Regions from separate parts of the Homo sapiens genome. Here region 2 is linked to region 1. A link is an interaction called in ENCODE POLR2A ChIA-PET data of the cell type or tissue named here. Cell type or tissue: A673. All regions are shown on one strand. Each heading gives the region's core, and the rest is flanking DNA. Links, peaks and the distances in the headings are about the cores only.

Region 1 (2,920 bases), core at 206-2,705:
GTGTTTGTCTTCCGGTGACTGGCATATTTCTCTTAGCATAATGTCATCAAGATTCATCCATATTGTAGCACATGTCAGAGTTTCCTTCCTTTTCTACTGTGTGGATAGACCACATATTGTTCACCCATTCACCTGTCAATGGACGGTGGGTGGTTTCCACCTTTTGGCTATGGTGAGTAATGCTGCGATGAACATGGGCGGACAAATCTCTGTTCAAGTCCCTGTCTTCAATTTTTGGGGTATATATCCAGACCCTTCTCTCGCGTCTCCCTCTGCCATTTCACCCCTTTTACTCCCATAGCCTAGAATGCTTTCTTCATTTCTATCTTTCAAGCCCCATTCTGTTTCCCTTGCCTTGTTGAAACCTGTCTAAATCTCACCTCCTTAACGCCAGCTTGGGAGGCAGCACAGTGGAGGGGCACAGGCTCCGGGCCTGGACCGGTGGGTCTGTGCACCTGTCTCAGACGCTCACCAGTCTGTGTCCTCGGACTACTTACCTAACTGCTCTAACTTCAGTTTTCCTAACTGCAAAAGGAGACGTGAAAACACGCTTGTAGGATCATTTGAGAGGATTCAGTGGGAAGGTCCATATAAAGTTTCTGGCACAGAGCAGGTATTTAATAAATGGTGGTGGTTGTTGGAATTTTTCCAGAAAGCTTTTCCTGACAGTATAGATATGAGATGTAGCACTTTGCAAAGCAAACTCCACACTCACAGAAGATGAGACAAATAAAATCCCCTCTCCTCAAGGAAATAACCCTAAGGTTTCTGCCACTGTAAATTAGTATAAGTTAGTAGCAGGTAAACTCTTGGAATTCAGCAAGTGATGTTTTCTGAGTAATTTCTATTTCTCTTGCCGTAATTTAAATACATTTTGTCTTGTTTTATCCTCAGTAAGCTCCCAGAACTGCTGCTCAGAATCCTGTCATTATTTTTCTAAATGCCTTTTAGGATTTAAGAACCTGATATATCCCCAATTTCTGACAATTAGAGTCAAAACCCAGACACCCAATTTTGTGTGCCTGTGGCAAGCCACGTACCAGGGAATAGCACCGAGGCTAGAGGAGAATGAAGCAGGTTCCTTGTTTCTGAGGAGGCCACAGGCATTCAGGCAAGACTTACATGCATGAGGCAATCTAGGGAACAATATGAGACACGTGTGACTCATCTGCTTTATATTAAAGCAAGTAGAGGGTGTGGACAGAGCTGTTCATGTTAGAGTAAGCAATATGAAAAGAAATAGCACAGCAACTATGAAAATATACTATGCAGGCAGGGGAACAAGAAGGAAGGAATATAGCCTGAAAACAGGTGAAAGAGTCCAAGCTGGAAGAAAACCTGAGCTGAAAACAGAAACAAATTCCTCACCAGTGTTTCATGTTTCAGAGTATGATAATACCATATAAATACAAAGACTAGATAATTATAAAACTGAATGAGATGAAGAGATTGCAGGGTTAGGAAAACAATTGGGAACTAGATGCAATTACACAGCTAATAAACTAGTTAGAAACAACATACAAGTCCAAAAATAGAATGGCTAAAGGAAAGGCTTGAAACCATCATAATCAATGCAGAGAAAAAAAGAGGCAGAGATTCAAGCAATTAGAAGATGGGAGGTTAGGAGGATAAAAGAAAGGAAGGGAGGAAGGGAGGAAGAGAGGAAGGAAGGAAGGAAGGAAGGAAGGAAGGAAGGAAGGAAGGAAGGAAGGAAAGAAGTGAGGGAGGGAGTGAGGGAGGGAGGGAGGGAAGGAAGATTAGCTAATATAAGAAAAATTAATATCCCTAAGTAGAAAACCATATAAATGAAACAGAAAAGATATTCAGGGATGTAACACAGAAAAAAAATTTTCTTCAATAAGGGACTGAATTTGCAAAAAAAAAAAAAAAAAAAAAAAAAAAAAAGGCACATGACATACCAGAAAAAAAATAGAAAATGGTCCACACCGACATATCCTGTTTAAGTTATTGAACTTCAAAGCATAAATAATTTTCAGGAGTGCAGGCAGAAAAGAAAAGTCATCAAAAGAGAGAAAACTCAGGTTCGACTCAGACATCCCATTCAATGCCCAAGTACATAAAGCAATGTCCACAAAATATTGAATGAGGAAGAGCATGACTCACAAATGTTATACCAGATAAGTTGTGTCAGATCTAAAGGCAGTAGAAGCATCTCAGACATGATAAGCCTGTCTTGAACACACAATCCGACACACAAGCCAGAAAACCATGAATTATTTGAGCTAACCCAGAGAACCCAGAGAATAAAAGGCTGGTGGTGAGCACTGCATTCATTTAAATATAGAACTGTTGCAGAGCAGAATAAAAATATGTAAAACTCCCAACAAAATGAAAATTACGTAAACAACAAAAATCAAGAGGTGGGGGAAGGGGAGATGAGATGAAGTACAGGGTGCTAGTTATTTCATCTTTCATAGCAGGGAGTCAGCCAGACTGAAATGAAAGCATACTTTTAAAAGTCAGTGACTACAGCTTCTTAAAACAATTTTGAAAAATGATTTTTCTTATCCATAGAGGGATCTTATAGGTACAAGTGTCTCATGTAATTATGAAACATTTATCCAAGATTGAATAATGCCTTCAGCTTAATCTTCCATTTTTTTCTATTATATGTAAGGACAAATACATTTAACGTTTTCATATTTTAAAAGTATGGGCCAGGCATGGTGGCTTACTCCTGTGATATCAACACTTTAGGAGGCCAAGGTAGGAAGATAACTTGAGCCCAGGAGTTCGAGATCAGCCTGGGCAACCTAGCGAGACACCCATCTCTACAAAAAAATTTTAGAAACGAGTGGGATGTGGTGGTATGCGCCTCTAGTCCCAGCTACTCAGGAGGCTGAGGCAGGAGGATCGCTTGAGCCCAGGAGGTTGAGTCTGTGATAAGCTATGGTTGCAC
Region 2 (2,920 bases), core at 421-2,920, 68 kb before region 1:
AATTAAAAAGAAAAGATGAGGAGTATATGTCTGGGGTACAGGTGCTTATTCTGTTTTCGAACACTGGTTACAGAAGGCTCAGAGGGGCACCATGGTCACAGGTTGGAGTCATTAGAGGGCAGTTTTGGAGCCAACCTAATTGTTGGCAACTGCTGTCTAGATGGCAGCTATAGAGAAGGGAGAGGAGCACCAACCTTGGCCTCAGACCTGTTTCAAAATCCGAATCCATCACCTACTATCTGTATGACCTTGAAAAAGTTGCTCCACCTCTGAACCATAGTTTCCCTATCTGTGAAATGGGAATGATCCCACCTACTTTGCAGCATCTGGATAGAGATAGAAGGTCATTCATGCATGTCAGTGCCCACCCCCACGGGGGTCACAGAATAGGTGGTCGTTCTTGTCTGTTGTCCCCCACAGCCCTGCTATCCTCCAGGAAAACTCTGGGCCCCAGAATGCAGCCAGGTGAGCCTAAAGGGATCCAGAACAACACGCATGGGTGCAGCATGGGCCCCACTGGCCCTGGAGACCTGGTTGACATTTCCTTTCAGAGAGAGGTGTAGAAAGCAGGATTTTAATGGTCTTGTGTGCAGAGGGTGACATTTATACCCCAGAGATTTAGAACCGCTTGGTAAATGCTGAAATGCTTTTTAGAAATTTTAAAAATTAATTCAGCAGCCATAAAACTTCTTAATGGGCCAACTAGAGGGCTTAGGAATGCCAGAAGCCTGAAATCCTTTCTGTATATGGGATATCTCTGCTGATCCACCATCAGTGGGGCTTGTCAGCTTTGACACGCTTCCCAGAGAGGCTGGCATGTCACTTGGTGACATTCACACCCTGCTGAGGTGTGCAGGATGACGGGTTAGGGTGGAGGATACCAGCAGGAGTCCTTAAGGTATTTTTCACTCTGTGGCCCTGGCCTCATTACCTCCATATTCTAATCAACCAAACCACCAGCCCCAGACTAGATGATCCACACTGTAGTTTCTGGCATCTGATATTCCGTCTATCAGAACTCTTCGTTTATTGGCATGTCTGCACAGCAACCACAGCTCATAAGATGTGTAATCTTATGATGCCTCGAGGTGCTGTGAGCTTCTGATTCATTAAAGATTTGGTTATGCACAGTATCGCCTTTGTGTCAGGCCTCTCTGAACAGTTTTAACACTTTGACAGCTGGGCAGCCTCATGCGAGTTGACCAGAGCAGACTTGGGCTGGGACACAGGAGGCTTGAGTCTCAGGCTTGGTTCCGCCACAAACTTGCCACGTGACTCTGCGCAAGTCACTTTCTCTCTTTGGGTCTGTTTCCTCATCTATAAATTGAAATGTAATACTCTGGGCTCTGCCTGTCTCACTAGAATGAAGTAAAGATCAAAACAGCAAACCAACACCCTAAGGCTTTGAAAGCAAAAGGAGTTAATGTGTGGCCCCCTCAAGTAAAAAAGACTATTGTTATTATTAACGACTTCTGTTCACTCTTTTCTCCAACTGTGTTGGACAACGGAACGCACTGCATTCCAAAAATGATGCACAATGAATGCTTTATCTCTCGTGGAGAGAATCGGGTTCCAGGCCAGAATACTTCCAAAGGCAACAGGAGGAAATGGCTTCAGGGCTCAGGGTAGAGAGACCTGGAGGCAGCCTGACATGGAGTCTGGGAGACTCAGCCTCCAGCACCATGAGACCTTCTCCTTTCCACAGCTTAGGCTGCCAGCTGCTCCTGGTGCCTCCCAGTTTGGTCTTGCCCATCTGTTCCTGGACCCTTTTGCTCTCACTGGACAGTCCTCTGAAGGGGCCAGAGGGCCTGCCACCCACTTGGCCAGGGACAGTTGAATTAGTACTTCTGTAGCTTTTTGGCACTCCTACACATTAAGTGCACCCACGTCCCACGTAAAATCGAACTTCTTTACTGTTAGTTGTAATTTCCCAGTAATTATATCACATGTGGGAATTTTTAGGAAGTGAGACAACTAATCCGCAAATTGTTTCCAGTTGTTTATAAATAATAGATGTAACAATGGCGATGATGTAATATTGCATTTTGCATTGTAACGTAATTACACATAGATTATTATATGGCAGTGGTAGGAACATGAATAGGAATGAATGAATCTTGCAAACATATTGTTGAGATAAAATAACCAAACATAAAAATGGACTTACTGTTGACTTCCTTTATATAAAGTTCAAAAATAGGCAATATTAATCTACGGTGTTAGAAGTCAGGACAGTGGTTACCCCTGGGGAGGAGGATGGTGACCTGAAGGGGTCTGAGCAGGGTTTTGGGTGCTGGTAATGTTCTGTTTCTCGGTCTGGGTGCTATTCATTTGTGAAGCTTCATTGGGCTGCATGCATTTTCAGTTGTACATGTTTCTGCATGCATGCTATATTCCAATGAAAGCTTAGCAATCTAAACATCTGTTGATTGTAAATTTGTAACTTGATCTCACATTTTGGAGTCAATACATATTTTTCAGGTCTCAAAACATTTTTTGGATGTCCGAGGCCTCGTGTATTTAACAGTCCAGGCCACAGATAGGCCATCTTCTTCTTGTCTGTGGTACAGCTCCTTCTCTCTGACCTCTCTGGACATTACTAAACTGTGGGATGGTCCAGGAGGTCAGGGCCGTGGGCTGTAGTAGAGAGGACTTGCCAGTCACCACTCTTTCAAATTGGGAAAAGCTCACATTCAGCCCTTCCCCAAGCATCCTGACCTTCCCCATCCAGGTGGCCCTGACTGGCACTGATGGCCCACGGTGGTTATGTTCACAGCACTACTTGGAATTTACTACACATGCCTCGTTTGCTTATGTTTGTCTTGTCCCTTATGAGACTTCTGAGGCTGGGGCCCATCACATCCTTTGTTTTTGTGACCCTCCAGCACCAATACAGAACCCAGGTAGAATAGGCATTCAA

Evidence for each region. ChIA-PET counts read pairs that join two places held together with the same protein. Peaks named below come from ENCODE experiments on the same cell type or tissue, not always from the same donor. Only the 100,000 strongest peaks of a DNase experiment are listed, where the experiment ranks them.
Region 2: POLR2A ChIA-PET joins it to region 1 with 15 read pairs; 6 of 35 experiments call an interaction of 5 or more read pairs at or near these places.

Annotation. Positions count from the first base shown.
Region 1 is chr1:201,265,168-201,268,087 of GRCh38, reverse strand. No RefSeq gene overlaps it. Among named protein-coding and RNA genes, the nearest start is that of PKP1, 17 kb to the left of the region's middle. In A673, for the core only: no CTCF peak of the experiment used is centred there; DNase peaks (open chromatin) are centred at 631, 1,167, 1,587 and 2,067; H3K4me3 peaks cover 1,215 bases; H3K27ac peaks cover 2,500 bases.
Region 2 is chr1:201,333,606-201,336,525 of GRCh38, reverse strand. No RefSeq gene overlaps it. Among named protein-coding and RNA genes, the nearest start is that of TNNT2, 43 kb to the left of the region's middle. In A673, for the core only: no CTCF peak of the experiment used is centred there; a DNase peak (open chromatin) is centred at 1,955; H3K27ac peaks cover 2,414 bases.